Linked DNA regions of Homo sapiens: region 2 is linked to region 1. Evidence: chromatin loops called from intact Hi-C (ENCODE). Cell type or tissue: MCF 10A. All regions are shown on one strand. Links, peaks and the distances in the headings refer to the core of each region. The heading gives the core; the rest is flanking DNA.

The links. Hi-C counts contacts between places; a loop is a spot of excess contacts. Peaks named below come from ENCODE experiments on the same cell type or tissue, not always from the same donor. Only the 100,000 strongest peaks of a DNase experiment are listed, where the experiment ranks them.
Region 2: it touches region 1 in a loop (7-fold over the local background); 1 of 110 quality-filtered maps calls a loop at or near these places.

The regions. Positions count from the first base shown.
Region 1 is chrX:109,908,805-109,913,203 of GRCh38, reverse strand. No RefSeq gene overlaps it. Among named protein-coding and RNA genes, the nearest start is that of TMEM164, 92 kb to the left of the region's middle. In MCF 10A, for the core only: a CTCF peak has its summit at 1,989 (motif pointing left); no DNase peak of the experiment used is centred there.
Region 2 is chrX:110,085,573-110,089,971 of GRCh38, reverse strand. The region is part of intron 3 of TMEM164 (transmembrane protein 164); the gene reads right to left. Among named protein-coding and RNA genes, the nearest start is that of MIR3978, 5.7 kb to the right of the region's middle. In MCF 10A, for the core only: no CTCF peak of the experiment used is centred there; DNase peaks (open chromatin) are centred at 2,191 and 2,721.

The DNA of each region.
Region 1 (4,399 bases), core at 200-4,199:
AAATGTCTTCTTTTGAGAAGTGTCTGTTCATGTCCTTCGCCCACTTGTTAATGGGGTTGTTTTTTTTTTCTTGTAAATTTGTTTGAGTTCTTTGTAGATTCTGGATATTAGCCCTTTGTCAGATGGGTAGATTGTAAAAATTTTCTCCCATTCTGTAGGTTGCCTGTTCACTGTGATGGTAGTTTCTTTTGCTGTGCAGAAGCTCTTTAGTTTAATTAGATCCCATTTGTCAATTTTGGCTTTTGTTGCCATTGCTTTTGGTGTTGTAGACATGAAGTCCTTGCCCATGCCTATGTCCTGAATGGTATTGCCTAGGTTTTCTTCTAGGGTTTTTATGGTTTTAGGTCTAACATTTAAGTCCTTAATCCATCTTGAATTAATTTTTGTATAAGGTGTAAGGAAGGGATCCAGTTTCAGCTTTCTTCATATGGCTAGCCAGTTTTCCCAGCACCATTTATTAAATAGGGAATCATTTCCCCATTTCTTGTTTTTGCCAGGTTTGTCAAAAATCAGATAGTTTTAGATGTGTGGTGTTATTTCTGAGGGCTCTGTTCTGTTCCATTGATCTGTATCTCTGTTTTGGTACCAGTACCATGCTGTTTTGGGCCTTTGACAAAATTCAACAGCCCTTCATGCTAAAAACTCTCAATAAATTAGGTATTGATGGGACGTATCTCAAAATAATAAGAGCTGTTTATGACAAACCCACAGCCAATATCATACTGAATGGGCAAAAACTGGAAGCATTCCCTTTGAAAACTGGCACAAGACAGGGATGCCCTCTCTCACCACTCCTATTCAACATAGTGTTGGAAGTTCTGGCCAGGGCAATCAGGCAGGAGAAGGAAATAAAGGGCATTCAATTAGGAAAAGAGGAAGTCAAATTGTCCCTGTTTGCAGATGACATGATTGTATATCTAGAAAACCCCATCATCTCAACCCAAAATCTCCATAAGCTGATAAGCAACTTCAGCAAAGTCTCAGGATACAAAAACAATGTGCAAAAATTACAAGCTTTCTTATACACCAATAACAGACAAACAGAGAGCCAAATCATGAGTGAACTCCCATTCACAATTGCTTCAAAGAGAATAAAATACCTAGGAATCCAGCTTACAAGGGATGTGAAGGACCTCTTCAAGGAGAACTACAAACCACTGCTCAAGGAAATAAAAGAGGATACAAACAAATGGAAGAACATTCCATGCTCATGGATAAGAAGAATCAATATTGTGAAAATGGCCATACTCCCCAAGGTAATTTATAGATTCAATGCCATCCCCATCAAGCTACCAATGAGTTTCTTCACAGAATTGGAAAAAACTTCTTTAAAGTTCATATGGAACCAAGAAAGAGCCTGCATTGCCAAGTCATTCCTAAGCCAAAAGAACAAAGCTGGAGGCATCACGCTACCTGACTTCAAACTATACTGCTAGGCTTCACCTTTCTTTCAGCTTCTGGTATGCCCGACTCAGTTGTAGCCTTCTCTTACACAAACATTTTGTGCCAACATTTCTATATTTGTTTCAGCTCCGCTCTCTATCCCCCAGGTTCCATGCCTCCCTCTTCCTACCTCTGGCCCAGCTTTTCCGTGTCAGTTTTGAGAGTCCTTCTTTCTCACCCGCCCCCTTTATCTTTCTGCCTACTATTGATCTTGGCCCCTTGAGTCCTGAATCACCAACTCCAGGCCCAGTTCCCCTTCCTATTCATCCTTGAGGCAGCTCTTTCTCTCCAGGGCCATTGAATTTTTCATCTATGTATAACTTTCTCTCTTTTTTCCTGTTCACCTTCCAGTTTACTTCTAAAATAGGCATATTTAAGTTAGAAAGTAGCCAATTTAAAGTAAATACTGAAAGAATATATGGTGATTTGCTATGATATGGCTGAAAAATCATGATGGGAATACTCAAATCATTATGGGAACCTTGTTCCCTAAATTTTTTTTTAGAAAACAAGGAATTTTTTTGAATGATGGGCCATCTAGTGGCGAATGGAGGATGACAATTTTTCCAGCCTGAGAAAACACAATGGATCTTTAAAAAGAAAGGCCTTTTAAACCCTTAACCTCATCACCCTAACATGTACAAAGCACTAGTCCACAAAAGAGTGTATACAACAAAGGTCATGTCCCATCTGGGACATAGCTGGGTGAGATATGTGACTTTATCCTGGCATTGCTCTGTTTTTGACAGATGTATATGTATATGTATATGTGAATGTATACGCATCTCAGATGACTTCAGGGCCAAATTTAGAAACTCTGAAAATCCTCTTCACAGGCATCTCAAGAGCCTTTTCACCAAGACAAGGTAAGTGCCTGTCTTGTGTCATGCCTTTATTCTGGGAAGCCACATTAAGAGAGAATTAGTGCTGTGCAAGGGAGGAAATTGCTGTCTGAGATGGTTTTCAAACTGTACCTCTCAATTTCATAAATCAAGTCTCCCAAACACCCAAGTGAAGACATTTCAATTGATAGTCATTTATTCATTCAGCTTACATTTATTGAGCCACCAAATAGAATTCTGAGACTATTGTGATCCTATTAATAGACAACCACATATTTACAAAAAGAAATCTATCACCTAGTTAAGAAATATATACAGTACAGCTGAGCACAATCCAGATATAGGGAATTTCGGGAATCCCAGAAGTGTGCATCACTCCCATGCACTTCTCTGCAAGCTGCTCAAGTTAGAAATTTTAGTTGGAGTAGCTACTAGATGTATAGTATCAGATAACCTTCAGCAATTATTCCTTGTTGAATTAGCAGAGCAGCTGATAACTACTGTTTACCAGTAAAAAATATTATGTATGCAAATAAGTACTTGAAGGGCTTCAGAGAGGTCTGCCTTCAGAGTGACCAACCATCCTGGTTTGCTTGGGCCTGTCTTTTTGCACCAAAATCATGCATCCTGGGAAACCTCTCGGTCCTGGGCAAACAGGTAAAGTTGGTCACTGTAACTGCCTTAGAGTCTTCAGATGATTTATCCTGAGCAAAAGATCCACCATGCAAGCAACGCTGAAAAAGAAAAAAGTAATAATCTAAGCTGTGTTTGAGTGATTGCTAAATTAAACACTTTTACAGACCGCCCTCAAAACAATTCTACTAGGCAGATACTATTATTATTCCCACTTTGCAGATGAGGAAACTGAGGCACACAGAAGCAAAGAATTTGACAGAGATGACTTAGCTAGTAAGTGTCAGAAACAGGATTTGAACACAGACCAGTGTAGTGCTAAAGCCTGCATCCTCAAGCAGCATGCCATGCTTTCACTACTCAGACAGAGTGCTCACTCACAGCAGCTTTTGGGCTGTCAAAGTTCATCCCTGGTCCCAAGTAATTCAACAGGGGAAATCCCACGTTTTCAAAGATCTTGGTATTTCCTTAAAACATTTTGACGTAAACTTCAAGATCTTAGAAGGTTAGACAAATATTTTTCAAGATGTGATTTTCCATTTACTTAATTCTGAATCACATGGGGTGCTGACTTAAAGAAAAAAGAACACAAACTTAAGCTCTAATTCAGACCTATTAAATCAGATTGTCTGGGGATCCATATTTTCAACAGGTGCTCAAATTGACCTGGGTGCATAGTAGTTTGAGAACTACTGGGTTAGAAGTTTCTGAGAGATCAGCCAAGTTCAAAGAAATTAACTTCATTCACTTTCTCATTCTTGCTGTCTTCTTTTCCTTCTCTCACCCTACCAAATGTGAAAATATCCCCAAGTTTCATTATTCTGCCTTCTACATGGCCTTCTCTCTCTATTCTCTTCCTCAGAGGACTCCATTATTATCGCTGCCTAGTACATTATATGAGGAGCTGTGGAGACTTAGGTCCTACTTCCCATTGTGCCCTCAACTTTACAACATGGAGCAGGTCAGTTCCCCTATCTGAACCTCAGTTTTCTCACCTATAAAATGGTTGGAGCTGCGAATGTGCATTTTTAACAAGTTCCCCATACAATTTTAAAAAATCTCTTCTAAACTCTGAGAATCACTAATAAAAATGTATGGTAAATCCCTTCTTCATTGCAGCAAACTTAGTATCATGATCTTAGCTTCTCTTTTTCCCCAGGAGTATTTCTGTGCACTTTCACGTGCTGTCAGCTAGTGTGCTTAGATAATGTAAATTTATTTTATTATTGGCCAAGCACAAAAAAATCCAAAAGGTAAATATGCTGCAAAAAAAAAAAAAAAAAAAAAAGTGTATCCAGTTCATTTCCAAGCCAAACAGAGATGACTTTGGATTTGGCACAGTTTTAGATTACCTATGACTCTGATCTTCTCCATTAGAGTGAGTAATTGAAAGCTAGCTGTGTGTGCGCTTACAGAAATTATTTTAAATTGTTCATATTAAATAAATCTCAGCCTCTGGTGCTGTCTATAAGAAATAGTGG
Region 2 (4,399 bases), core at 304-4,303, 180 kb before region 1:
GAGTACACAGATGACAAAGTGTCAAGACAAGGATAATGCTATACGCTACTACTAACAATTATTGAGTTCCTGGTATATGTTAGATTTCATGCTAAGAAATTTACATGGGTCATGTCATCTAACCATTTTTACTCAGGAGGGTCATTACTATTAATAGCATTCTTTTACAAATGAGGAAATGGAAGCTAAGACTTTAATCTATGCTCAGGATCACAGAGCTAAGAATTAAGCAGAACCGCAACTATAACTCTAATTCCACTGTACTATTCAAGATCCCTTCAAAACATGTCTACCCGATAAATCAAATGCTGAATTGAACAGAACAGTGTTTAAATACATTATATTATGTTCATCCAAACAATGGAATACTATGTAGCCATCAGAAATCATGTTAAGAATACTTAATTAGATGGGTAAACAATCCCGTTATATTTTAAATATTACAAAGTATCATATGTAGAATGATCTTTATTTTGTTTCTAAAAATGGTGGCTCACGCCTGTAATCCCAGCACTTTGGGAGGCTGAGGTGGGTGGATCATGAGGTCAGGAGTTCAAGACCAGCCTGACCAATATGGTGAAACCCTGTCTCTACTAAAAATACAAAAATTAGCCGGGTGTGGTGGCAGTGCCTGTAATCTCAGCTACTCGGGAAGCTGAGGCAGGAGAATCGCTTGAACCTGGGTGGCAGAGGTTGCAGTGAGCCGAAATCTATACCTACAGAAAACTAAGAAGAAATTATACCAACATATTAACAGGAATTATCAGTTATTATTATTGTATTCTTTATTGCTTTCTATAATATTTTATTTCTTTTCCTTACAATTAGCATGGATTACTTTTATAATGAGAAAGAAACAGTTCTGCTTCTTCATTACCAACTGCACAGCTCCTATCTAACTTGCCCAAATCTTATTATGCCGTACTGCTTTCCCCCAACCCCTGCCCTTTGGAATTGCTTTTGACAAATATATAGCACAGTAGATTCTTCACTTGGATAAAGTAAAAAGAGGCCCAAAATAATCAGTCCTCATTCCTCTGCTGAGTACTGCTTTCCATGTTTCCACAGATGGGAAAAGTTATCTGAATCTTTAGCCTTTCTTTTACCCAATGGTGACATACATCTAAATACATGCTTAAAGCCTAGGAGAAGGAAAAAAAATAAAAGCAGTCCCTGCTCTAGGAACTTTCAAAGAGAACTTCTGGGAGACTTGGAGAAGATAAAACTGAGTATATGTAAAGGTAGGCAGCTTCTATTTTATGTCGAATGGGAACCTGTGAACAACCCCAAAGCATCTTCCCTCTTCTAAGAATTAAGGGAAGAATACACATAAACCGAAGGCAGAACCTGACAATAAGGTGGCTCCTAGGAAAGCAGATACCTGAGCAGCATTCTGAATAAAAAAGAGAAACTGGTCTCCCTGAATCGCTCTTTACTTACTGTGGTTTCCTCTTTCCCCTTTAAATCTGCAACATTTATAAGCAGAGCCTTCTCTCCTTTGCCAATAACTGAGTCTTAATAAGGCTGCTCAGGTCAAAAACAACCTCTCAACTATCTTTTTCAGTGATGAGTCCAACGCTAAGCCAAAAAGCAGCCACCTCCGAGGTGAAGGTGCCAAAAGACTGTCCCTTTTTAACTGCATATGACCCCAAACTAAGTCTCAGTTTAGAATCCCTCAGGTTCCAGAGCAGCTGACCAGATGAGCACTGGGAAAGGGGGTACTGAGATGCTAAAATCATTCCAAGACATTTAAACTCAACAGGTTCAAACTGAGTCTATCTCATGACCTCAGAGCAGTCCTAGAGACCTGAGGTCTGAATTTCTCCCTGGGGAAAGTCATGCTATTTAAAAATCTGAGAGTATCATAAATGAAATCTAGAAAAAGAAAGGGCCATGGGGATACTGCACTGTCATCATATCATGTGGCCCAAAGGCCAACAGGATATCAGTTTTGCAATGCCAAGATCACGTGTCAGGCTGCCCCAGTTCCTCATGCCCACCCCCATGCTTCCCTCGTCTACCTTGGCTCACATGCAGCCTACAGTCCTCTCTCCATCCAGCAATGCACCTCCTGCTCTCTGCAGCATAGATGAAATTTCATCTCATCCCCTTCAAAAGCTTCTTTAGACTGAGTCAGCAGATATGACCAAATAATCCTATTTGCATCACAGATCCACTCCTTTCCTGGCACACATGAAGATGAACAACTTTAGGGTTTCAGTGGGGAGCAGAGGGGTACTGTACACTTTCTGGAGCAGAGGGATGTGTGTCAGCGCTCTGCTATGCCCTTTTCTTACCCAAGGCGGGGTGAGGGAAGAGTTTCCTGCCATTTAAACCATACCACTCAGTGACTCACTCCATGAGTTCCCCCACCCTTGATACATACACATGGATAACCAAGCACATTAAGTGCTGGGTGTTCAGAATACAGCTAAACTGTCTGATTACAACCCAAAGCCTGGAAAACCTTAATCTCTGTTCCCTTTTCCTTCATGTATTCCTTCAAGATATCCCAACTCAGAGGTCGAGGCTACAGTGAGCCATGATCACGCCACTGCACTCCAGCCTGGGCAACAGAGTGAGACAGTTTCAAAAACAACAACAACAAACAAGAGAGCCCAACTCAGAGAAAGTCTCAAAAGGCTAGTTTCTCTAAGAGGCTCCCAGCCCATTGTGAAATTCTTAAGCCCAGGTCTCTAGCTGATAAGGAAGAATCTTAGGCTGGAGGCTGTATAAACAGTTGACTCAGACTGATGACTGCTCTTTTATTGAGTAAGTGTGCTGTGGTTAATAACTAAAATGCTAGGATCTTCTAGTCCTGGGAAGAGCTCAGATCAACTACCAGAAGCATCACTAGTCACCATTTGTACTACAAGCAAAAAGAAATGACTGGTTAGCTTTTGTTTCTGATATGAACACTTCTGACAGCTGCAGAGGTTTCTCAAGCCTCTAGAGAAGTAGAAAAGCCCTACTCTGATCCTTATGTCAAAGAATGTGAATGTGAACTCTTGTGTATCTCCATCTGTAAAGATCATAAGATGACATCACTAGGATGAATTGTAGCTTTCCAAGATCTCACCATCCCCATTATGGTATTCCTCTTAAATACTCAAATGTCTCCCACTGCCTTCTAGCTTATTAACAGAGTCACTGTCCTACTGTACATATGTAATTTCTTCCTCTCTCTCTCTGCCTATGCTAGATCTAATTCCTCTAAACTCAGAGTCAGCAAAATATGGTTTTTCTGTTTTGGCTTCTTTATTGGCATGATTTTATATATATACACACACACACACATATATACACACACACATATATATATACATATATATACACATATATACATATATACACATATATACATATATACACATATATACATATATATATAAAATTTTTTCCAACTTAACTGCTTTTAAGTGTACAGTTCAGTGCCATTAAGTACATTCACACTGTTGTGTAACCATGACTGCCAGCTATCTCCAGAACTTTTTCATCTGGTCCTCCTGTTTATGTAAATAAAGTTTTATTTGAACACAACCACACTAATTTGTTTGCATTTTTCTGTGATGCTTTCATGCTCCAACAACAGTTAAATAGTTAAAACACAGAGATCATATGGCTTGCAAAGTCTAAAATATTTACTCTCTGGCCCTTTACAGGAAATGGTTGCCAATCTCTGCTCTAATCTAAAATATACACTGGATTTCTACTTTAAAATAGCACTTGGCTAGCAATCACTAACATAGCCTCTCTCAATTTCCCACTCAAATACCTATCAAGATATAGAAAAAGATAAAATTCCCCAAACACTGAAAACTTAAACTGATGGCCAACTTATTACCAGGATCTGGGAGAAATCTCCATTAACAATAAGCCTAATACTGAAATGAGAAAAAACAATCTGGCCAATTCATGCAGCAGCCCACAGAAACCTAAAAGAAGATAGGAAACATTGAGTCCTTCCACAACTGTCAGCCTCATGGCTTAGAAGCCAAGAGTTCATCTAGAAACTGGCAAACCGGACATCCATTTGGACTACGTGGTTACTACTTGCAGAGGAAATCAGCAATTCTCAAAACTGGTCTACATTCACATGGAGACTCTAATTCCCCAAAATCAAAAGGGCAGAAATGGCAGAATTGGTACTGGCACACTGTGTGCTAGGAGTGGGAGCCCTCACAAGTAACACTCAGGTAGTAACACATGTGGGAGGCTGTACTGTTTCACATAGTTTATCTGGTTCAGAGCATCTGAGAACATTGTAGTAGGGGTAGACGATTCCATATGGGTCCAGCAGAACCCACTAGATGAGTAGCTGACAGACACTGTGAAACAGGTTAAAAGCTATGTGTATCAACCTGCCTGCCAACAATGGAGCTGAAAAGGGTTCTAACCA